Regions from separate parts of the Homo sapiens genome. Here all the other regions are linked to region 1. A link is a loop called in an ENCODE intact Hi-C map of the cell type or tissue named here. Cell type or tissue: heart right ventricle. All regions are shown on one strand.

Region 1 (8,000 bases):
ACTTGGGTGATGGGTTCACTAGAAGGCCAAACTCCAGCATTATTACGCAATATGCCCTAAACCGCCCCCCACAATTGGTAATTCATAATCAGTTGCCCATCTTGCCCTATCTAGCCTTATAATTTTAAAAGTCTGAATTAACTATTTGGTCTTAGATATTAATCTTCTTTTATCTCAAACTCTTTTAGTATGTTTTACTTGATAATACACATACACAAACACACAATTGTCTCTCTTGGTGGGACTACATTTGAATGTAACTTTTTTCTTTTGTATGTAGTGGCAGCGATGTTCCTGGGAATGGATTTACCAGGACTGAATCTTCCTGATTCATGGAAAACCTATGCAATGACCGGATTCGTAGCCTGGCATGTTGGGACTGAGGTTGTTCTGGAGGTACATGCTTATCGGCTCTCTCGCAAAGGTAACCTGGTAAAAAAGCCATGTTATGTAGAAGCACTTCTATACAAACCATTGGAAAAGAATGCGCTTCCCGATAGTAATGGCTGACTGCTACATTGTTAGCTCACTAAAAACTTGTGATCACTCAGCCAGTGCTAGAAATTGTGATTTTCTGCCTTTGTTTTTTTACATTTGTTACTATTAGAAGTTGTGAATAAGATATAAAGGAAAGGTTTTAGGTTTTAGGCAGGGAGTCTTCCTTGTAAGTACTTTCACTTTGCTGGTCTGACTTAGAGCCAGTATGGACTGGGAACTCTGAATGCCTAGAGCTGAGGAAACCCTGAGATGGAGGAAGAAGAGACTCAAAGTCAACACTGGATGGAGGTGCAGACAACTTTGACCTATTTGACAAATTTACTGGGTGCTATCATTTAGGTTGTCATGTGCATAATTATGTAGCTAGGAGCAAGCCAGATAGGAAGGACTGATTTTGCTTTTGCTCTTTAGTGACAAGGTTTGTTTTGGTGCCAGGCAGGGTCAGGATACCTATAGCCACCATTAGGAGTGGAGAAATTAGTAGGGAATGGGTATCATTTAGCCTGGATTCTAGGCTAAATGTCCTTTGTGTCCTGCCTGGTTTTCATCCACCAAAATAAGTGAAGGTGGCCTTCTAAAAACAAAAATTCTTTGTTGTCTAGTGTATATGTTGTAAACTTAGGAGAGCCTGGGGTGGCTTCAGGAGCTGAGTAGTACATATCTGTCCTGCTACTTTTGATCCTTGATAGGCTTATATATGTGGGGCTTTTGATGACCACTGAATTATGGCTTACTGTTTTTTTGTTTGTTTGTTTGTTTGTTTTGAGACAGAGTCTCACTCTGTCATTTAGGCTGGAGTGCAGTGGTGTGATCATAGCTCACTGCAGCCTTGAACTCCAGAGCTTAAGCCATCCACCTGATTCAGATTCCCATCTAGCTGGGATCACAGGGACGTGCTATCATACCCAGCTAAGTTTTTAAATTTTTTTAGAGACAGGGTCTCACTTTGTTGCCCAGGCTGATCTCAAACTCCTGGGCTCAAGTGATCTACCCGCCTCTTCCTTCCAAAGTGCTGGGATTGCAGGTGTGAGCCACCATGCTTGGCTGATGGCTTACTGTCTAAAATACATATATACTTAAAACCTGGATAGTTATCATATGTTAATTAGTTTGATTTAGCTATTTTATAATGTATGCATATATCAAAACATCATGTCATACACCATGAATATATACAATATTTTGTCAATCAAAAATAAAACCAAAGAGCTTAGATCGTTATGACTTTGAGGTGGTGTTTAATGACTAGAAGAAGGCATATTTTAAGTTATTTAACAAATGTGTGCTCTTGCCAGATTGTCCACATTTGTGAGAGGCTTAATTGTTCAGGAAGTCTGCAATAATTAGTAGTTTGGAGTGGGAGAATTTCTACCCTGGAAATTGGGGTGAACAGTACAAATCAGGTTTTTTTAAAAAATTTAATTTACCTGCATAACGCTGCCCTTAAAAACTTATGTTATTATTCTTGACAGTTGAAATATTGGATGATGACAGAATTCAGATCCTTCAGTCATTTACTGCAGTGGAAACAGAGGTAAGTCCTTTTCTTGTTCATTGACACAAACCTTAATGGTAATACTTTTTTTTTTCATATCTCAATTTTTCTTTCAGGGTCATGCTTTTAAAAAGGCAGTGTTGGCAATTTATGTCTGTGGGAATGTTACTTTTCTCATCATATTTTTATCTGCAATCAACCATCTATGAGCAAGCAAAGACCTTGGCTTTTGCAGGCCAAGTGATAATTATCATCAAACCAAAGAAACTTGAAGCCTGTCCTGACTGCCTGGAGCATATTTGTGAATTCTCACTTGGAAGACTGGGGTCATGTCTGTAGAGGAATTCTGAAGTCCAGCCTTTAGAGAACAACATTCAAGAGGGTCATATAGACTATAAATTAATGTCATGCCCTATATGTAATTCTGGGTCTTAAAGGAAAGATTGTACTTCAGGAGAAGTAACTCTCAAATATTTCATGCCAAGATTTTAAGAATGTTGGTATTTAAGAAAATAAATAGTGATTTGGAAAATCACAACAGATGTCACTAGGATAATAAAGAGATATATTACGATATATATATATATATATATATATATATATATATATATTTTTTTTTTTTTTTTTTTTTTTTTTTTTGAGACAGAGTCTTGCTCTGTCGCCCAGGCTGGAGTGCAGTGGTGCAATCTCGGCTCACTGCAAGCTCTGCCTCCTGGGTTCACACCATTCTCCTGCCTCAGCCTCCTGAGTAGCTGGGACTACAGGTGCCCGCCACCATGCCGGGCTAATTTTTTTTATATTTTTAGTAGAGACAGGGTTTCACCATTCACAGGATGGTCTCGATCTCCTGACCTTGTGATCTGCCTGCCTCAGCTTCCCAAAGTGCTGGGATTACAGGCGTGAGCCACCACGCCCAGCCTATGGTAAATATATTTTGAACTACAAAGGTGCTGTGGTACTTTAAAGAAAAACTATTTTTACTAGTTTATCTGAATGGTCTGTGGACTTTATTTAGAAACTGTTTTTCAGTTTAGTTTTTTGGACATATCCTTTGCTCAGTGTATTTTGTTACTTCTCTAGTAAAGGTAGAAGTGAAGCAGATGCCATTGTAGGTTTTACCAGCATTTAAATATATTATGAATTGCTTAGCAATGAAATGCAAGTATGCATCTTTTACTTAAAGATACTATTTATGTATTCAGCTACAGAGATGAAATAGCATTTTATGTGTTAATTGTTTTGGCTATAAAATTTAAGTCCTTACAGCATTTGGGGATTATACACTTGGATTTCAAAATTGATAAAACCCTTGTGAACATATCTAATAGATATTCTGTTTACTTGTAGAAATAATATAATGTGTCTGGTTCTGTTTTGTTAGACATTTTTTATGTTCTACTGAATCAGAATAGTCAGTGTTATATTCCTTATTTCAAGAATTCATCTATTTTATGGCTACATCTCATATGTGCTATGAGGACTTCTAGCCAGTGGGTGGCGCTGTAATACCGAAGTACTGCACTGCTTTGTTCCTGTTTCCTTGTGCTGATTCCTTTCTAGTATTTAGGTAACATTACCGGATGGCATTTCCCTTAAATTCCACCAACTCTTAATCTTTATTTTAAAAATGGCTACTTTTTTTGGGTGGTTGGGGTAAGGGTTAAAACCTTAAATTAGTAACCGCTGTTTATTTTCCAGTTTATTTGTTTTCTGTGATTATTTATAATAATTGATATTTGTTTTTACAAGTCCCCTGACCCTGTAATAATGAATGCAGCTATCTTAGGCAAAGCAAATAAATAAACTGGGCATTTTTAAAATAAAAAATTTAGGAAGTCATACTTTATTTCTTTAGGTATTCTTTCTGATTATGTTATAGTTTCTGCTTGGCCCGAGAACCTAATTTCTATATGGTGTGAATAATAGCCTCAGCTATGTAGCCTACATCTTTATTTTATTAATATTTTTCAAAAATTTTCTCATTATTTCTTTTTTATATTTTTATTTTTTGAATTTACTTAACCAACTTTCTACTAATAGCCTACATCTTTTACTGGGTAAAATAATGTGGAAGTTTAGTTTTTGTTCCTTTTATAGGTGTTTATCATAAGTGGCTTAGGGCTTAGATATGAACTTTCTGTGTTCATATTCTATATGTGCCATGCTACTTATAATCTAAATTTTCCTTTTGAAGGTCTTTATTAAAAAAATTTAGTATAGCAAATTAAGTGTGTACTAAAGTTATTTTCCTCCAGTTTTCTATACTAAGGAGCTTAAATGTTAATAAATTTCTCTTAAGTTATATTCTACATCTGACAAAGAAAAATTCTCTCTTTTTTTTTTTTGTGACAAAGTCTCACTCTGTTGTCTAGGCTGGAGTGCAGTGGTGCAATGTTGGCTCACTGCAGCCTCCACCTCCTGGGTTCAAGCGAGTCTTGTCTCAGTCTCCTGAATAGCTGGGACTACAGGTGTGCACCACCAGTCTCGGCTAATTTTTATATTTTTAGTAGAGACGGGGGTTTCACATTTTGGCCAGGCTGGTCCCAAACTCCTGGTCTAAAGTAATCCACCCGCCTCAGCCTCCCAAAGTGCTGGGATTACAGGCACGAGCCACTGTGCCCAGCTGAAAATTCTTTTAAGGGAAAGATGAGTCTTGATGTGTTTGGTCTTCAAATATGTGGGCTTGCTATATTTCGAGTGTTGAGGCTAAGATATTTTAACTTTTTCTTTTTCAGTGCTTCATATGTTGGCACTATTTTGGTCTTTGCCAACTTACATACAGAGTTCCCCGAATAAGCCTTTGCATTTAATCTTTTTTTTTTTTTTTTGAGACAGGGTCTTACTCTGTTGCCCAGGCTGGAGTGCAGTGGTGCGATCTTAGCCCACTGCAGCCTTGACCTCTTGGGCTTTAGTGATCCTCCCACTGCAGCCTCCAGAGTAGCTGGAACTACAGGCACCAACTCCGTGCACCACCACAGCCAGCTAATTAAAAAAAAATTTTTTTTTTTTTTTGGTAGAGAAGGGATCTCCCTTTGTTGCCCAGGCTGATCTCGAACTCCTGGGCTCAAGCAATCCCCTTGCCTCAGACTCCCAAAGTGTTGGGATTATAGGCATGAGCCATTGCACCTGGCCCCAAATAGACCAAATCTTTTGATTAGAACCAAATTATTCTTCTTCTGCTTATGGGTGGTTGGTATCCACAAATTGCAAATGCCTAGTCTTCACTCCTCTCAGTTTTTCTTTTTGTTTCTGTAATAAACACTCTGGGAAGTTTTTCAAAAGTTATTTCTTTTGATAGTAATTATTGTTAAATTAAATGCTTTTATATCTTTAGCAATGTTGCCAAAAACAATGAGCAAAATCATGTTTTCTTCTAAAGAAGTGATGCAATATGAAATAAAGATGTGTGTGCTTTTCAGAAAGAAATGAAAGAAATTCTAGAAAATTGTGGTTGGGCTGGCATTAATAGCTGAGGCAATAAAAAAATTCTCTGGTCTGCAGAAATCAATCTTAAGGGCAAAGGTAGTCTATAGTATGGGTTATCAAGTAAATGAATCAAATTCACTTTAGTACTTTATTTTTGTCAAGGATTTTGTCTCTAATGTGTGTTAAGCAATACCTCATCCCTTCCACATCCTGCACCAGTCCAGGCTGCAGTGGGAAAAGACAAATGCAGCAGATGCCAACTAGGAAGCTCTCAGGGCACATGTAGTGTTTGGCTGAAATTCTATTTATCTGTATATTCTCATGAGGCAGGGAAAAAAAGAACAAAGGTCCTTGTTTAAGATAATCCATTATAGGTTGGAATGAAAGGAAAGATTCTTCTAAGAGTCCTTTTTAAATCAGATTAGGATATTCACAGTTCCTATCCACATCCTGCTTCTTTCTTCCTTGTGCAGCCCCTACCAAGCTCATCTCTGCACCCAGGTCACAGATGGTTACCAGCCTGGAATGCCCTTCTCAGTGAAACGGGAAATGTTCCCTTGTCCCCCTTGCAGGGTGTGGAATGGGGATGTGGCTGGCTTCTTCAGTGCCCCACTGCTCAAATCTAGGGGAGCATACAGATGGGCAGGCTGTGGGGCTCCGACCCCACAGCAATGTCTAGGGGTGAATGTTTGCAGCTGAAGCCCCAGTGGGCATGTGTTACCACGTGCTCTTTTAGTTTAGCTGTCCATAGTTAGCTTGTGTTAGCTCAATTAGACCCCTGCCTTATTGCAAGGACAGAGGGCTTTCTGTATCCCTGGGTTCTTGCCTTGGTGTACCAGGAGAATCGGATCACACCTGGGCTTGAAGAACGAGTGCAAGGTTTTACTGAGTAGAAGTAGCTCTCAGCAGATGGGGGAGCCAGAAGGGAGATGGTTTTCCCCTGGAGTTGGGCCGCTAGACTGCCTGGGCTCTCCTCTGATTGCCCCGGCCAAACTCCGCCAACTGTTCCTCCTTCCGCCAGTCGTGGCCTGTCGGCATGCTGGGATCTGTCGTGTGCTCTTCCTCTGGCGTGCTCCCATCCACATCCTCTCGCTGTCCAGCTGCTTGTGTCTTCTGCGATGTGTTCCTCTCCACGTCCAGCTGCTTGTGTGTCTGCCTGCTAGAATCTTGGAGGTTTTTATAGGCACAGGATGGGGGCGTGGTGAGCCAGGGTGGTCTTAGGAAATGCAACATTTGGGCGCTGAAGGCAGGGGTGCCTGTCCTCACTTAGACCCGTGGGCACGGGTTTGGGGGTGGAGCCCTCGCCAGGGACCACGCCCTCCTCTACCCAGCACTTCCTTTCCCTCCTTTCCTGTTATTTAAAGGGACCACGCCCTTCCCAGCACTTCCCTCCCGTTATCACTTACAAAAGCTAGTTTATCAAGTTCTAGCTCCTTCCCTGACTTGCTGTCCAACATTGGTATCTTTTTGTTTTGACCATCCTTATAAATGGGATGGGAGGCAGCTGATCCTGTAAATTAAAAAGGACTGGAAATTAGAAGACCTGAATGTGCATGTTTGCTTGTTGGTTTACAAGCTGCATGTCCTTGGGTAAGTCACTTATCTTCCCTGGGCTCTATTCTTTCATCTGTAAAGCCCATCTCACAGAGCAGCTGTGAGGATCCAATGAAGTGATGCCAGCAAAAGGTGCTTGCTTCGTACATGTTTTTGATGATGTCTTTGCCATTTGATTGCAGTGTTAAACTTAATAAATTTTGCATGTAAAATGTATACTTTTTATAAAAAATATTTGATATTCATCTTGAAAACATTATGCTGAATAAAATAAAGCAGACGCAGGACGACTATTGTATTAATATGATTTCACTTATATGAGGTACCTAAACTAGTCAGATTTACAGAGACAGAAAGTACAATGGCGAGTACCAGGAGCTGGTGGGAGAAAGGAAATGGGAAGTTAGCGTTTTTTTTTTTTTTTTTTTTTCCTTTTTTGAGATGGAGTCTCGCTCTGTCGCCCAGGCTGGAGTGCAGTGGCATGACTGGATTCTAGGCTAAGTGGAGCTGCAGACAACTTTGACCCGTTTGACAAACTTACTGTGGGCTCAGCTCACTGCAACTTCTGCCTCCCGGGTTCGAGTGATCCTCCTGCCTCTTCCTCCTGAGTAGCTGGGATTACAGGCATGTGCCACCACTCCTGGCTAAATTTTGTATTTTTAGTGAAGACGGGCTTTCACCATGTTGGCCAGGCTGGCCTCGAACTCCTGACCTCAAGCAATCCGCCTGCCTCAGCCTCCCAAAGTGCTGGATTACAGGCGTGAACCACCACACCTGGCCAAGGTTAGGGTTTAATGGGCACAAAGTTTGTTAAGGAAGATAAAAAGTTTCAGAGATGGATAGTAGTGATGGTTGTACAACACTGTGGATATGCGTAATGTACTGAACTGTACTTTAATAGCATTTATCATTATTATGTATTTTTTGCCACAATAAAAAAAGTGGAAAAAAGCTAATGTTCATAGCAGTGCTATTCACAGTAACCAAATGATGGAAACAGCCCACATATCCATCAACTGATGAACAG
Region 2 (8,000 bases), 910 kb after region 1:
AGCAACAAAAGTTACCCTTCAGCCTTCAATTAACATAAAAAATAAATCTGTGTTTGAATGCCTTTGAATGGATTATAAATCATGCTATATTTTCTCATTAAATACGGTTTTTGGGGCATTACGTACCAGAAAGCAAAAAGCCCCATATTATCATATGCCACTAGGAAAAAAGTTCCCCAATTCACAAAACCTCTTCTAAGACAAAGTCTATATTCAGGAAACCACAAAGAACTTAAAAGTCAGTGCTTTCATTTTTCATCCTTCAGAGTAGCATAGGATTTTCTTCTGAGTGGTGAAGGACTTGCCTATTCCCTAGTTGATATGCTTAGAGAACAATAAAACAGACACACACAAAAATAAGAAAAATATATGTGACAGAATTTAATATTTCAAAAAGTATTACAGTAGTTATCAACACATTGATGGACTTTGCCACGTGTATTTTAACAATGACTACCATTCTCACTTTGAATTACCTTGAATTACCTTTTAATTGCCTGAAGGCTCAGAGCCTTCAGATCGCACTCAGATCCTAAACAGTGAGGAAAACAGAGCCTCATTTCCTCATTTGTAAAGGGAATGTATTTTTGACACACTTGGGGTTGGGTGCGCAGCCTACCACATCTTCTCAACCCCTCTCCTTCCCCTACCCATGAGTTACCCTTAAAGAACTTTAACTCATGGCCCCATGCCTTGTTCAACCTGATCCACACAGGGCATTTTACTTTCTCTGCTCTCCACTCCCGTCCCATTTATTCCCAGAAACTTTTAATTGGAATACAGAGATTCCAGTAACTAGCTGTAGATGCTAGAAGTAGCAAATACATAAAATAAAATTTCTGTCTGTGATCACATCCCTTAAAAACAGATAAAAGGATCTTCACCAACTTTAGAGGATATGTTAGAGATGATGAGTCAACACTTATGGAATGTGACATAGCAAAACGAACCTTGTCGAGTTCAGTGTTGCTAACATTTTCACTTAATTTCCCCTTCATTTGTTATCCAGGATTAACTCTCAGCATCTCTATCACTAGACATATTAGTAGCCTATTTCTTATCAAAGCAGAGACAGCTCATCTAACTTCATAACAGAATATCTTGTACTCCATACCAGAGTCACATCTAGACATATGGATAAATTGGACTAGCTAGTAATTCCATGCACATCTAAACCACTATCTCCAAAATATCCATCCAACAATTATTTATTAAAATAGAGAGAAAGTGTCTTTTTATACTTCTTTCATTGTATTTAAGATAACTAAGATAGTCACATGCACTGCATTTAATGTAATATTCTAACTTAATTTGGAATATTCTTTTCTTTTGTAGTTTTCTTTATTCATAGTTTATATGCATGAATATAGAAGTACCTTATAAGAATATATTACAAAGTTCTGTTCAAAGTACCATTGAAAGCTCTTTTCTAGTGTCTTTTATGTCAGCAAAATGTTTTTACCTTCTCGGTAGTTCTTTCTCTCTTTTTAGTTTCTTTTGCAATATTCTAAATCAGAAAACATCTTGGCAGGTATATTAGAGCATTTAAAGTTTAGGGGTAAAATTTCCAGTTCTCACTAAACAGCACTATCACATGCATTTTTCAATTTCAGCTCTAACTGCTGACTTCAGGCAGCTGTCAACTGGCTGTTCTCAGAGTGATTGTCACCTGTTGGAAAAATTCTCAACAGAGATCCATCACAGGTGGCAAGGAATGCTTTGTTTTGTTTTAATTTTCACTCCAAAGTGCACTTCAATTTGGCAGAAGCCAAACTATGAAAGAGGCCAGCTACAAAAGGAATTACATGTAGAAACCTGAATTAAATGGCACCATGTCTTCAAGGGCTGTAGTTGTTTTAGAGTCCCTTATACGTTGATACACCAAATGTCTTCCTACTTGGCCCTGACCATCGGCTCCTTGCCCTTTTCCAACCATAATGGTCCACGGATTTCCATCCTAGCCTGACAGCCCCCTAATGTTTGACTTTCTTGAGAATCTAAACAATGTATTCAGTTCTTGTTTACTGTTCCCATCAGCAATGAAAATACCAAAGCATCAGTGATCAATACAACTGGCACCAGCTTATATTTCCTTACTTAATGGCTGGTAGATTTTGAGGTTGGATCTAGTGGCATGGAAAGTAATGGAAATAAAAATGGACAAAGGAGAAAACATCTATCCCAAAGGAAGGAAGAGAAAGGATTAAATTAAGAAGCCAGGTGAAAATTTATGTGAACCCCTTGGCCCCTCAACCCCCATCTTCCTCAGCAATCTGGCTCATTTTTTGAGTGCCTACCATGTGCCAGGCACTGTGCTTTACCCAAATAAGAGTATTTTAAAATGCAATGCTATAAATTAGATATTATTAGTCCCTTTTTAAGGATGAGGAAACTAATGTTGAGAGGTTCTTTCTCACAATATCACATTTAACAGGTCTTCAAATCCAGGCATGTTAGCTAAAATGTGAGACATCTAAGAATAAGAAAATGAACACTGTATATTCTGATCCAACAGTCTGTAATCTTAAAGTGACCGAGGTAGAGATGATCAGAATCAAAGTTGTAATTAGTTCAGGGGAAATGGGAAGACCTACTTGTCTTATAAAAAAATTTTCTATAGCCAATGATGTCTGAAATTTTGAAGTAAAGTATAATAGAGAGAACAGAAGATTTTTTTTAAGTAAATAAAGTATTGGGAGTAAGGAATAATAATACTAGAAAACATTTATTGAGTACTACCATGCACGAGATACTATTGAAAACATAGTTCCAAGAGTCATTTCATTGTAATCCTAACAACTACGTAACTAAGTTATTATTGTTTTATTCATATAAAGATTACGAAAACTGAGATCTAACAAGATTAAATAACCTTCCCAAGGTCACAGAGTTACTAAGTGTCCAAACCAGGACTCCAACTCAGAACTGTATGCCTCTAGAATCTGTGCTTCAAAGTACTAGGCTAAACTACATCTGTAAGGGAACTGATGATCCTAGCATAGGTGATCAAGTCATCATCTACCTTAGCTGGAATCCAAGCTCTACAGAAGAGGATTCCCCAAGATAAAGTGAACACCTAAGCATCAGATCACTATATATATATATAAATTTAATGAGGCAGTACTAACAGTGTAGCTAAGTTCTTTACCTGGATTATCTTATTTCTTGCTCACAACAACCTAAGGGATAGGTACTAATACTAACTTTGTTTCAAAGTTGAGGAAACTGAGACTTAGGAAAATTTGCTATTTTGCAGGACTTGAAACCTAGACCCTAGGAACCATCACTCTTAACCACTATATGCTCCTTCAAGTCATATCTTTATGGGCTGAGATCTAAATCCATCTTTTATAGTACTGACTCCGTAGTACCCTACTACAGTAAAATCTTTTGCTCTTACATCTGGACCAGTCTTGCCTGTTGAGTAGTGGATGGAGTAGCCTCCAGCTCCTCCTAGTGGCTAGAATGGCCACTAACATTTACTAAAGAGTTGAGTACTGTGAATCATTGCAAACCAGGAACCACCAGCTTACGGGTTTGTCCAAAGGCCTGACAGCCATTAAACACCTGCAATCAAATTTATCCCAAACCTCGGAGGCCTCATTAAATGTCTGACATCTGGTATGCACCAGGGTACTTTAGCAACTGGGGAAGAGCAACATGCAGATTAAAATGATAAAATTACCCCCAAATTAGTTCAGCAGATGTGGAGTGGAGACACCAGGAGTTTTGTTTTTCAGTTTCTTCCTTGCATTCCACAACAATAAATATCAATGCTTGTTATCTCAGCTAATTACACAGTTTTTCAGCAGTAAAGAAACTCCATTTTCCTTTCCTTTCTGACACATAGCATTTAGATGCATCCTCTCTAATGACCCGCTTCCTTGTCTTTTAAGAATGGAGTACTACTGCATCCAGCTAGTAATTCAAAACTGAAAGTTGCTCCATCCTTCAACACTTATTCTTTTTAGGGTTAATTTTTAAATCATACCCTAATTTACAGGAATTTACAGTCTTTAAAAAAGTAGCTATTTTCAGACCTGTTTACTAGACCACAATCTGAAACATCAGTCAAAAACAGCTTGAACTGACTGCATCCTTCTCTGGAACAGAACATCTAGCAGCAGAACATCCTATTGTAGCTGGCCCATCTACCCCATAATTAAGGTTGCATTGCAGCCCTGCTCCAAACTTATTTCTGCAGGAGAACAGCTAAGATCCGTTAGATAAGATGTCAGAATATGTGCTACTGGAATTGCATCCAATCTGTTGGTTAACATTACCAGAGCCAATTTAGTGTTGAATTTAAATCACGGAAATGTTGGTGATATGGCAACATATATTCACAAAAGCTTTAGTAAAGTCAATAATGACTGCCTTGCTCTCTGAGGCTCCACTTGAGAATCCTCTTCATAAGACCCGGTCAAAGCTCAGTGAGGGAAATATATTGCTGTTAAATTAAAAAAAAGACTTATGATGTTCATCAACTCAATATTGCACACTTAAAAGTCATAAAAACCAGCTTTTTGAATCACAGGGGATTTTTAACCATAAGTTCATTTTTTTGCAATTATTCATACAAACAGATGATGTAATGTGCATTTTAAAAACAAGAAATCAACTTTAGGAATTAAGTGGGTCAAGGATAAGAACAGTGTGACTCAAAGAACTCAATGCCTCCTTTCAGATTAAAGTGAGAAACTCTAAAAACGAGAACAATATCGGGGAAAATCTTGATTTTTTTTCTTTCTAAAGCAAGTTTCATGGAAACAAAAAAACAGCAAGTGTTTTCAGAGGCTGCTATGTTTATATTATATAACCATATCTTGCTAATATATCTTTATGTGTTTATCCTTCAAAAGTAAACGAATTAAACAGACCCAAGGAATTCCTCAAATCTAAAACCAAAGAATACAATAGGAGACTAACAAAGATTTGCAGAGAACCTACTATATGCAAAGCACTGTTTTGCTGTGAGCTGCATAGTGATATAGAAAATTTGGCACAAACTGTTTGTCCCCAATGTCTACTTTATAAAAAATTCTTTCCTCTAAAACGTGATCCCTTCTACTGTCCCTTAGCTGACAGCCTCATGCCATCACAAAGCCTTCCAGCCTTAAGATCTAGAGTCCATTTTTGAAGCAGCACAGTGCTACCAAGGAGAGGCAGATAAAACGGATGGACCCCATCTCAGCATGCTAGGCACACAACTCCCCCCTCCCCAGATTTTATGAAATCACCTCAGAAACCCTCACATATAATACTCAGATAAGTTAGTCTTTCCTTTTAGCTCCCTGTCTTGAGAAATGTTTTAAGAATCCAGCCCCATCCAAATGCTCTTTGTTTTCTCCCAAACACAGAACCTGTGAATGAGTGTGATTTTAAGTCAATAGAGACATACATAATTTATAAGAGGGTTTTTTTGAAAAAAATCATGCATTTCCAAACACAGTTGTTAAGGCTATAGCAAGTAATAAAAATGCAGAGAGCATCTTGCAGGAGAGACAGGCTTTGGGAACCCCCTACTGGCTTAGCCAGAGGAAAACGACCCCATTGGTTCACTTAGCAACAGCTGTGGGATCCAGATTACAAATTCCTCCCAAGGCAGTATGAATATGAGCTTGAAATATTCATCTCTCTTCCCAATACAAACTTGCTGATGCATTGCTGCCTCAATATTTCTATAAACCAAAACACCCCACCCTCAGAGCAGAGCTAGTTGAATCCTAAATTCTTAGGACATAAAGTATGCAATGCTCAGAAGGCACATATGAAAAGATTTTCCTTTGGAATCTCAAAATCAGTTGGCAGTTGGTAGCAAGACCAAACACAGAGATAAAGTCAAAGATCCTATCACTATTTTTGGTTTTTGAATCTCAAAAAGTAAACATATTTGTGGTGGGATTAATAGTTTTCAGTGGGGAGCCATCTCCAGTAAAATGCAGGCACATTATTACACAATTTAGAGAATATCTTATGTGTGTGTGTGTGTGTGTGTGTGTTTAAATAAACAGCACCATCGAATTGGATGAAAACACACAGACTATATAACAGCCAAATTCACAGTGACTGGAAAATGTCAAATATGGGTGAAGGTAAAACTCTTAACTGAAGCAGGAAATCTCCGTGACCCCTTTGTGGGCAGGAACTGGAGTACACGGGCGCTGGACCTAGCTGGGTGCTTCAGTGGCAGCAGGGACAAACTCCACTCACATGAACTCACTGCATTCTACCCCTCACAAGAGGGGGCGCACAGGTGAGCAGGTGCAGGATCCAGGGCAAGCACTTTTGGGTGCCAGCAGGAATGAATTCCGTATTGCCCCCACAGCAGCGTCTAGGGGGATGCCTGGGACTCTTGAAGCCCCAGAAGGAGTGTTACAGAAGGAGTGTTACACTCAGTGCTTGTTTAGCTTGCCATCTGCAGTTGGCTTAAGTGTTAACAGCTCAGTGGAGGGTCAGTGTGACAGCCTTTTGCACCTGCACTGGAGTTCTTGTCCAGTGTCCAAGAGGAATGATGTTGCAGGAACAAATTGGAGATGGAAATGGGGGGGGGCGATGGTTTATTGCCAATCAAAGTGGCTCTCAGCAGGAAGAGGAGATGAAAAGGGGATGCAGTGGGGAGGTAATCTTCTCCTGGAGTCCAGCCCTACTCAGAGGGACTACTTTCCAAAGCTACACCATCAAGCTATCCCTCTGAAGTCAAGCCTCTTCTCTCTGACATCCAACCACAGTCTCTGACATTCAATTGCTTCCCCTCTCCTCCTCTTTCTGCTGGAGAGCCCGGGGTTTTTAATGGGCACAGGATAGGGGACAGGGCGGGCCACGGGTGGTTTTGGAAAAGGCATTATTGAAGCAGGAAAGCAGGAATGTATGTTCTCATTTTGGGCCGCGGTTCCAGGCTTGAGGGTGGGGCCCTCACTGGGGACCCACTCTCTTCTGCCAAGAATTTCCCTGCCTCCTGTTCCTATCAGAACTACTGGCCTCACCTGAGATTATGATGAAAGTGAAGTGTGAGTTTGATAACAGTCCATATTTTTATTCTAATTTCAGTTCAAGTATTGGTTATGATCCATTTTCCTGATATTACATTGAGTGTCAGAAATACAAGGATGAAAGACAAATGTCCTGCCCTCAGGACATAGTCCAATGGGAGACTCCCATAGTCTGATGGGAGAGACATATTAGGTTGGTGCAAAAGTATTGCAAAAAGTAAAACCAATTACTTTTGCACCAACTTAACACATGTAAATATGCAACCACCCAAAGCATAATTTATGCCATAACGGTATCTTGGTATGTTGCATTGTAAGTGCTCAGTAGATAATAATGAATTCTTATGCTAGAAAGAGACATTTTTAGGTTACAGATATGCTTAAGAAAATAATTCCAACTCAGAGAAACTTTCCCAAGAAAGCAGCTTTATTCAAAAGATGAATACTGCAATATTATTTATAATAGTGGAACATTTAAAACTATGTAAACATACAGCAACAGGAGATTGGTAATAAATTATGGTATGTCTAAATGATTGAATTTATAATGGCTATTAAAATCAATATTTAGTACAAAAATTTCTTCTTTAATATCAAGTGAAAAAAGCAAGATACACAGTTTTACATAGTATTATTATAACATGTACTTACGTACAAAAATGTAGGTAAGTTATGGCAAATATTAATAATAGTTATAACTATATAATAGACCTATAAATATTTTTTCTTTTTCAGTATTTTTTTTAAATTTTACTTTAAGTTCCAGGATACATGTGCAGAACTTGCAGGTTTGTTACATAGGTATATGTGTGCCATGGTGGTTTGCTACACCTATTGACCTGTCCTCTATGTTCCCTTTCTTCACCCTCCACCCACCAACAGGCCCTGGTGTGTGTTGTTCCCCACCCTGTGTCCACATGTTATCACTGTTCATCTCCCACTTATGAGTGAGAACATGCAGTATTTGGTTTTCTGTTCCTGTGTTAGTTTGTTGAGGATGATGGCTTC
Region 3 (8,000 bases), 180 kb after region 1:
GAAAAGGTATTTCTGTTATTTCTTAGGGCAAATTTTACTTTTTGAGGATCTGTTTATTAGTATTTTGAGTATTAGTCATGAACTTAAAATATAAGTATAGTAGGCTTATAATTACTACCCACTAGTAATTTCTTTTATATTGAGACAGCTTCATTTGTACTGAATGTATAAAATTAATAATGATATACATGGATACTTAATTAAAAACCAATTACTGAGTTATTTTTATTTATTTTGACAATAGGAATTTATTCCAAAGCTTTGCATATGTGAAAACACGGATCTCCTCAGGGTGTTGTTGGTAGTCTAGACATAATAATAATGTAACTTGTTTGAGAAATCTTGTTCTTCTATGGGCAATCAAATACATGATTACTGAAGAAATCAAGTATTCAGAATCAGTTTGTATTGAAACAAACCCTCTATAGTCCCAGCTTACAGATACATTAAAATTGTAAGTCACAGAGTCCAAGTCTATTTTTTATTGGAAAGCTTAAACCCCAGACTTATGATAAGAATTTTCATAAAGGAAGCTGAACTTTATTTCTGGAAATATCAGATATTGTAGTTTGTGTATTTATTTTGGTGAGGCATTTCTTAAAAGGGAGCCATTTCTCAAAATTAACTTTTAAAAATTTCTGAATCTTATTTTGCCTCTGTATTAAAGGTGTTTATCTCTCATTTTGTTACAGAGATAAAAGATAAAAAGGACAGTTTTAAACATTATTGATTTCAATATTTAATTGACCTAGACAATTTACATTGATGTCACTAAGAATTATGCATCCACCTCTGAACATAATTAATTTATGAACTGTTAGAGTGTCATTTTTTATTGAGTAGTTGTTAAGAGTTGAACTGTATACCTCTAAATTCACATGTTGATTTCTTAACACCCAGTACTTCAGAACAGAATGTGACTGTGTTTGGAGACAGGGTCTTTAAGGAGATAATTAAGTTAAAATGAGGTCATTAGGGTGGGTCCTAATCCAATATGACTGTTGTCTTCATAAGAAGAGGAGATTAGGAAACAGACATAAACAGAGGAAAAACCATGTGGAAACAACGGGAGAAGACAGCCATCTTCAAGACAGAGAGAGGGCCTCAAAAGACAACAACTTTGCCAATACCTTGATCTCAGACTTCTGTCTTCCAGGGCTGTGAGAAAACAATTTCTTATTTAAGCCAACCAGTCTGTGGTACTTTGTTATGGTAACCTGAGCAAGCTATTATAATACAGTTACAGCTATAGCTATGGAAATTCTAAGGCCAATCTCTGTCCTCTAAGAGGTTGTATGAATTCCAAGCCCTGGCAGTTGTAAATGTTATCGTAGTCAGCTTCTCTGTCACCTGGTTTATTTCCTCTGACTCCTTGTCAGGTAGATAGAGAGAGAGTGTTGCAATGGATACTGAGAATGTGATGCATCCTGGTTCATCCGAACTCTGAATCTACTTTCCCTATGGCTCCATGTACTTGTGTGTAAGAAGTCAGGTTGCATGGACACGTGTGCATACCTGTATGTGAGGGTGTATGTGTGTATTGAAGAGAAGTTAGAGTATAGTACTGCTTAAGAGCATGGACTCTGCAACCAAATGGAGCTGAACAGCTCCACATTTACTGTGTACTATTGGGTAAGTTATTTAACCTCTCGGGGCCACAGATCTCTCATCTAGAAAATGGGGTCAGTGACAGTTCCTACTCTCATAGGGTTGTGGTGAATATTAATTGATTAAAGTATTTAGAATAGGGCTTGACACACAGTAAGAGCCAGGTCAGGCATAATGATCTTTATTTCATAGGGCTACTGTGAAGACCAATTAAATGATACAGTGGGTTTGAAGTACCTTACATGGTGCCTGGAAAGTAGTAGGCACTAAACACCTGTTGTCTTATTTTTCATCCTCAATATTCCCATAATCTCAATATGGTATTAAGGTTATACTCTTAACAAGGGCACCAAGGTGTGGGAACTGCAAAGGCACTTTAAGATCAACTGATTTAACTATTCACAAACAGGTGGAGGATGGTGAGGCACATCAGAACACAGAACTACAGTCTCCCTGTTTTCTCCTTCCTTCCATGTTGATGTAGTTTGGATATCTGTCCCCACCAAATTTCATGTTGAAATGTGATCCCTAATGTCGGATGTAGGGTCTGGTGGGAGGTGTTTGGATCATGGGGACAGATCCCTTATGAATGGCTTGGTGCCCTCCCCATGGTAACAAATGAGTTCTTGCTCTGTTAGTTCATGTGGGAGCTGGTTGTTGGAAGGAGCCAGTTTCTTGATTACTTTCAGTGAAAAAATAAAAAATAAAAATAAAATAAAGGAGCCCAGCACCTCCTCTCTCTCTTGCTCTCTCACCTGTGACACATCTGCTTCCCTTTTGCCTTCCACCTGATTTAAAGCTTCCTGAGGCCTCACCAGAAGCTGAGCAGATGCTGGTGCCATGCATGTACAGCCTGCAGAAACATGAGCCAAATAAATTTCTTTTCTAAGTTACCCAGTCTCAGGTATTCCTTAACAGCAATGCAAGATAGACAAATACATACATCAACATGTTGTCTTCCTATCATGCATCCTTTTTTTTCTCTCCCCTGCCTCTCACATGAGGGAGAATCTCATTTAATACAATCAGTGGTTGGTGGTAGATAGAAACTGGGCAGAAGAAACCAGATGTTAGTAAGGACTTGGCAACGGTTTCATTGTTCTTACAAATGTGAACATGTTTTATTTTTCATAGGATTATGGCCATCAGCCTTTTAGAAACTGATGACTTAAGCACTAAATCTCTCCTGGTTCCTTCCCTGCCCTTTCAGTCTCTTCTATACGACCTAATTGATTTGCTCCTCTTTGCCTACCTTTCCTTACTCATTAATGCGAGGCTTTCACAGTTAACCAAGGGAAAAGTGCATCAAACTCTCTTTGTACTCTGAATCTGGAATTGACATATCCCCTCAGCAGCATTTTTGCATAGTGGCTCATTTGCTATGAATTTCTGTTTTGCCAGTACAATTTCATTAGCCAATTAATTTCCATTTTAATCTTTTATGACCCTTACACATTGCAGATGAGTAAAGGGGAGTATATTGATAAGATGAAGAATTTTCAAGCTATATAAATCCAGTCCACACCAATTTCAGCCCTCTTTCAAGGGAATGCAAAACTCTGATAAGACTGAGAATGACTCCAGAAGAAAAGCTTGAAAGTTTTATAAGAGACCAGATGGTGGCAGCATAGAATGTGTGAGAAAAACTCCATGAGCAATGTTAAAAACATGATACAAATATGTTGTAAATAGTAGCAAAACTACTAATTATTGATGAGAACTAAGATAGAGAAACTGGTTATAGACATGCAATGTAGTACCAGAAATACCTGAATTTGACTCTGTGTTCCTACGTGTCGGCTGCGTGAACTTGGGCAAGCCAAGTAGCTTCTTTCTCTAAGCTCTGTTTCCTCATTTATGAAGTGGGAACATTAATAGTTACGGGATTGTTTTAGGATTAAGGGAGATAATGTATGTTAAAGACTTAGCCCTTCCTAGCAAGGATATTGTAGGTACTTACAGAGAGAGAGAGAGAGAGAGAGAGAGAGAGAGAAATTTAACCATGTCAAATACGAACATCATATATCAAAGGAAAGTTTTTGTAACTTTTTCTAAATCAGTAGGATAACGAGAGGAACATGGGAGCAGTAGTCAGTCCCTATGTGCAGGTAAAAAGGAGATGCATTGTCCCTAGAGAGTTTAAAAATACTAACAATGTCAACTAAACTCAGTCTACTTTTTATAATCACCATGAACCAGCAGCTCCAAACAATGTCATGGTAAAAAAACTCTTCTTTATGGGAACTTTACTGTTCCTAGCAAACTGAAATTTTCGTTATCGTTTTAAGCATTTTAAGACCCTTTACCCTCTGCTTCTGACTTATCTGCCTTTTATGCTTTTCGCTTCCTGAATCCTTTCCAGTCCAACGGTACAAATTGTTCAATGGAGATGCTTTGCATATCCTGCTTCTCCATTTTTTAATCACACCATTCCTACCACCTGAAATGCCCTGTAATCTCCTTTTCATTTATTTATATCTTACTTTTCCTTCGTGGGTACAGCTTAAGGGCTACATTCTCTGGGAAGCTTTCCTCATCTGCTGGATCCTCCAAGGACATATCTCTCTTTTTGTGTACGTAGCTATTTTGGCCCTTAGCATCTGCTATCTTCTATTGAAACATATTGCCCCTTCCTTCCAATGTAAAGGAGGAGCTCATTCACAGAGTTGATATTATTTCCGTAATCTAGCCCAGCTTTAGGTTTTGATATCATCTGTACACTTGGTGCTTACAATTGTGTTTGGAGTTCAAGACATTCTGTCACAGAGTGAACATAACTAGTGGGTATCTTCAATTTTGAACTTCCTTTGAGATGCGTATGCTACCTTAAATAGTGTACACAATGTAATATTAATTAACATTTAGACATTTTAAAAGGAAGAAATAATGATTACCTTGTGGGTTTGAGGGCAAATGATTGGAGCCTGTATTTCCCAGAACCAAGATTAATATGCAAGGCCCCATCTGTGAGCTCTAAATTCCAGATTCCATTGATGCTGTTTTTCAGTCATTTTTTCCATGAGACCTGGAATCTTTTCATCTCTTCTTAGCTGGTGTAAAACTGAATGTATATTTTAGCATGTGGTGGCCACTCCCTTGGTGAAAAAATACTGGGTCTATGAAAAATGCTGGGTCTTCGAACTTGAGCTTTAACCTTTTGTCTGTATCCTAACCAGCTACTATAAACAGAATGCTGTCAGCATTTACCTGTCATTGGAGAAAGTAAGTATAAAATATCTTCCTTCACATCTCATATTCAACAAGATAGCCATATACTGCCAAGTCCTTTGTGAAAAAATTGGCCAGATCCTGGGATCAGAGGCTCATTCTCCAGAAGTGCAGAGATCTCACAGGTTCTGGTATTCTAAGGGAGTGCTCTGGGAAGAAGGAAGTACTTCTGAGCTGAGTTGGCTCCTGGTCAGAAGAAATTCTGGACAGATGGTTTAGTTTTACTTCTCTCAGACTCTTGTGAAGTTGGACCTGGGTGTTTAGCCTCTTTAATAATCTTTTGTAATTACGTGGAGGTGGGTGAGGAAATCTTTGTCTCATATCATTATTGATTAGAATTACTATCTTTGTTTCAGGAATCTTGTTTACAGAGTGGGCTAAAGTTCTTCATTACCAAAAATGCAGAGTGTAGCAAGGGGAACATGGCAGAGGTCTAGATATTTGAAACACTTGGCACAGCACATTCCCCATGAACCCAAGGAACAAAACTAGGAACAATGCTAATAGAGCAACATAATAGTTCAACATAAATGGGAGAACTTTCTAACAATAAGTTGTCCATATATAGGATGAACTATCATGTTGATACTGAGTTTCCCATAATGTGAGATATTTACAGAGGTGAGAGTGCTGTGGGGTATTCAAGTATTGGTGAATGATGTGAATAAATGGATTCAAATTCTTTTTCTTACCTGGAGTCTATAGTTCAGGGATTTTGCCGTTTCTTTTTCCAAATCTGTTGATTACAAATGAATAAACACATGAAAAGCAAATTATTGTATCCTTTTTTCTATTCTTTTAATTATTGTAGATGGTATTCTCATCTCCTAACATATACTAATTAGAGACATGGAAGGAATAAGCCTCTAAGTAGAAAAGTATATGATATTAAAATATTAAGAGTATGAAAAATTACATGGGATTTTGGAAATGCACAGAGTTTTACTTATTTGTTTTTTTTTTAATTTGGAAAGAAATGCAGTCTTGTAATGAAGTCTTAGGTGGCATGTGAAATGAGAAATCAAGATTTTGGCTCTCCTATTGGGCTTTTCTATCAATGGAAACTTTATTCCTGTATTGAACAATTCTTTTCTCCTAACTGGCTCATCTCATGGGAGAGATTTAATGAATAATTGATGGAAGGCACAAGTGCTCTATTACACCTTCTATTCAAGGAGAAAAAGATACGAGCCTCTTTAGGTGTATTATATGCAGATGCTATGTTGGCAATTTCCTGTATGACAAGAAAATTAAAATAGACTCCCCACTTCTTCTTTAGAGTGGGGTTGAACATAGGAACTGCAGTGAGGTGGCTTGAAGATCTTTAGAAGGAGGGTAGTTAAAAGCTTTCCATATGATGTTCAAATCACTGAGTCTGAAAAAGAATAATGTGTAATTGTATCAGTCTATGTCCAATCAGGAGACAGAAACTGCACAGTGATAAGTAATTTGAACAAAGTTAAATATATAGAATTGTTAAGTATAATAATTTGGAGTAATGGGGTTTGGAGTAATAAAGGGTTAATTAATATAAAGGAAACAGAAGTTTAAAGAATACAGAATAGCACATATAAGAAGCAGCTACTACTTCCAGGGCTGAGATAGAACATCCAAAAAAGAGCCTGCCCCTTGCCCCAACCCCTGGGGGTGAGACACAAACCTTGTTGGAGGACACAGTTATGAGTAACTAGATGGTGGAGAACTCACTGGGGGGTGCTGCACAGGTGGAACTTGCTGGAAATCTGAAGCTAGGGTTCCAAGAAAAGATGCGAATGAGGAGGTATCTTACTAGGAGTATGTTGCTACAAATCATGCAATGGAGGTGCCAGGAAACTATGCTGGCTGTTTCCTGCTGATCACTTTTGGTTTTATCTATTTTGTCTTTTTGCTGTTGTTGTCCTCAATTCCATTGATTTCTGCTCTTTTACTTGTTATTTTCTTATGTTTGGTTTGAGATTATTTTGGTCTACTTTTTCTAGTTTCTAAAATTGAAAGTGTGGATCATTGATTTGAGGTTTTCTTCTTTTTTAATTATTTAGTGCTTATTCACAATAACAAAGACATGGAATCAACCTAAATGCCCATCAATGGTAGACTGGATAAAGAAAATGTAATAGATATACACCATAGAATACTGTGCAGACATAAAAAAGAATGAGATAATGTCCTTTGCAGGAATATGGAGATAGAGGCCATTATCCTTAGCAAACTAGCCCAGAAACAGAAAACCAAGTGCTGTATGTTCTCACATATAAGTGGGAACTAAATGATGAGAACATGTGGTCACAAAGAGGGGAACAACAGACTGTGGGGCCTGCCACAGGGTGGAGGGTGGGAGGAAGGAGAGGAGCAGAAAAATCACTATTGAGTATTAGCCTTAGTACCTAGACAAAATAATTTGTACAACAAACCCATAACACGAGTTTACCTATATGACAAACCTGCACATGTACCCCTGAACCTAAAATAAAAGTTAAAAAAAAAGCATGAGCCTTTTAAGTGAGGGAAAGGAAAGTTGAGGTGGCTATAATAACATTATGTAAAACTCTATTTCTGATAGAGTGTCTTCTTCTGAAGTCTAATTTGTGTAATATTATTATAGCCAGCTCAACTTTCCTTTGATTAGTGTTTCAAGGTATATCTTTAACATCCTTTTACTTTAACCTATCTATATCTTCTATGTAAATGGGCCTTGCTTCTGTTATCCAATCCAACATGTTCATTTAATTCATATGTTTAGACTGTTTGCAATTAGTATAATTGTTGACAGGCTTGTACTAAAATCTGTTATCTTGCTAGTTGTTTTCTATCTTTTTTTCCCCCAACCTTTTGATTTCCTTTGGAGTGAGGATTTCTTATGACTTCATAAAATTCTTATATGCTTTTTATATTTAGCTTATTACCTATACTCTTTACTGTGGTTTGAATGTGTCGCTTAAACTTTGTGTGTTAAAAGCTTAATCCCCAATGCAATAATGTGAGAGGTGGAACCTAATAAAAGGTGATTAGGTTATAAGGGCTCTACCCTCATGAATAGATTAATGTTGTTATCACAGGATTGAGTTAGTTATTTAGAAAGTGAGCTTGTTAAAAATATGAATTTGGCCCCCTCTTGGCCTTTTTCTCTCTCTCACCTTCTCTTATCCTCTCATCTGCCATGAAAT

What was found. Hi-C counts contacts between places; a loop is a spot of excess contacts. Peaks named below come from ENCODE experiments on the same cell type or tissue, not always from the same donor. Only the 100,000 strongest peaks of a DNase experiment are listed, where the experiment ranks them.
Region 2: a loop joins it to region 1, with 4 times the contacts of the local background. A loop is called at or near these places in 27 of 110 quality-filtered maps.
Region 3: a loop joins it to region 1, with 2.4 times the contacts of the local background. A loop is called at or near these places in 7 of 110 quality-filtered maps.

The regions. Positions count from the first base shown.
Region 1 is chr1:99,703,230-99,711,229 of GRCh38, reverse strand. FRRS1 (ferric chelate reductase 1) reads left to right here. Exons shown (of 17, transcript NM_001361041.2): 15 at 281-424; 16 at 1,971-2,032; 17 at 2,110-7,260. The coding sequence ends at 2,202. Among named protein-coding and RNA genes, the nearest start is that of FRRS1, 59 kb to the left of the region's middle. In heart right ventricle, CTCF peaks have their summits at 3,274 and 3,480 (motif pointing right); a DNase peak (open chromatin) is centred at 3,489; H3K27ac peaks cover 2,708 bases.
Region 2 is chr1:98,789,923-98,797,922 of GRCh38, reverse strand. No RefSeq gene overlaps it. Among named protein-coding and RNA genes, the nearest start is that of SNX7, 130 kb to the right of the region's middle. In heart right ventricle, CTCF peaks have their summits at 3,244 and 3,452 (motif pointing left); no DNase peak of the experiment used is centred here.
Region 3 is chr1:99,522,530-99,530,529 of GRCh38, reverse strand. No RefSeq gene overlaps it. Among named protein-coding and RNA genes, the nearest start is that of LINC01708, 39 kb to the right of the region's middle. In heart right ventricle, a CTCF peak has its summit at 3,225 (motif pointing right); no DNase peak of the experiment used is centred here; H3K27ac peaks cover 631 bases.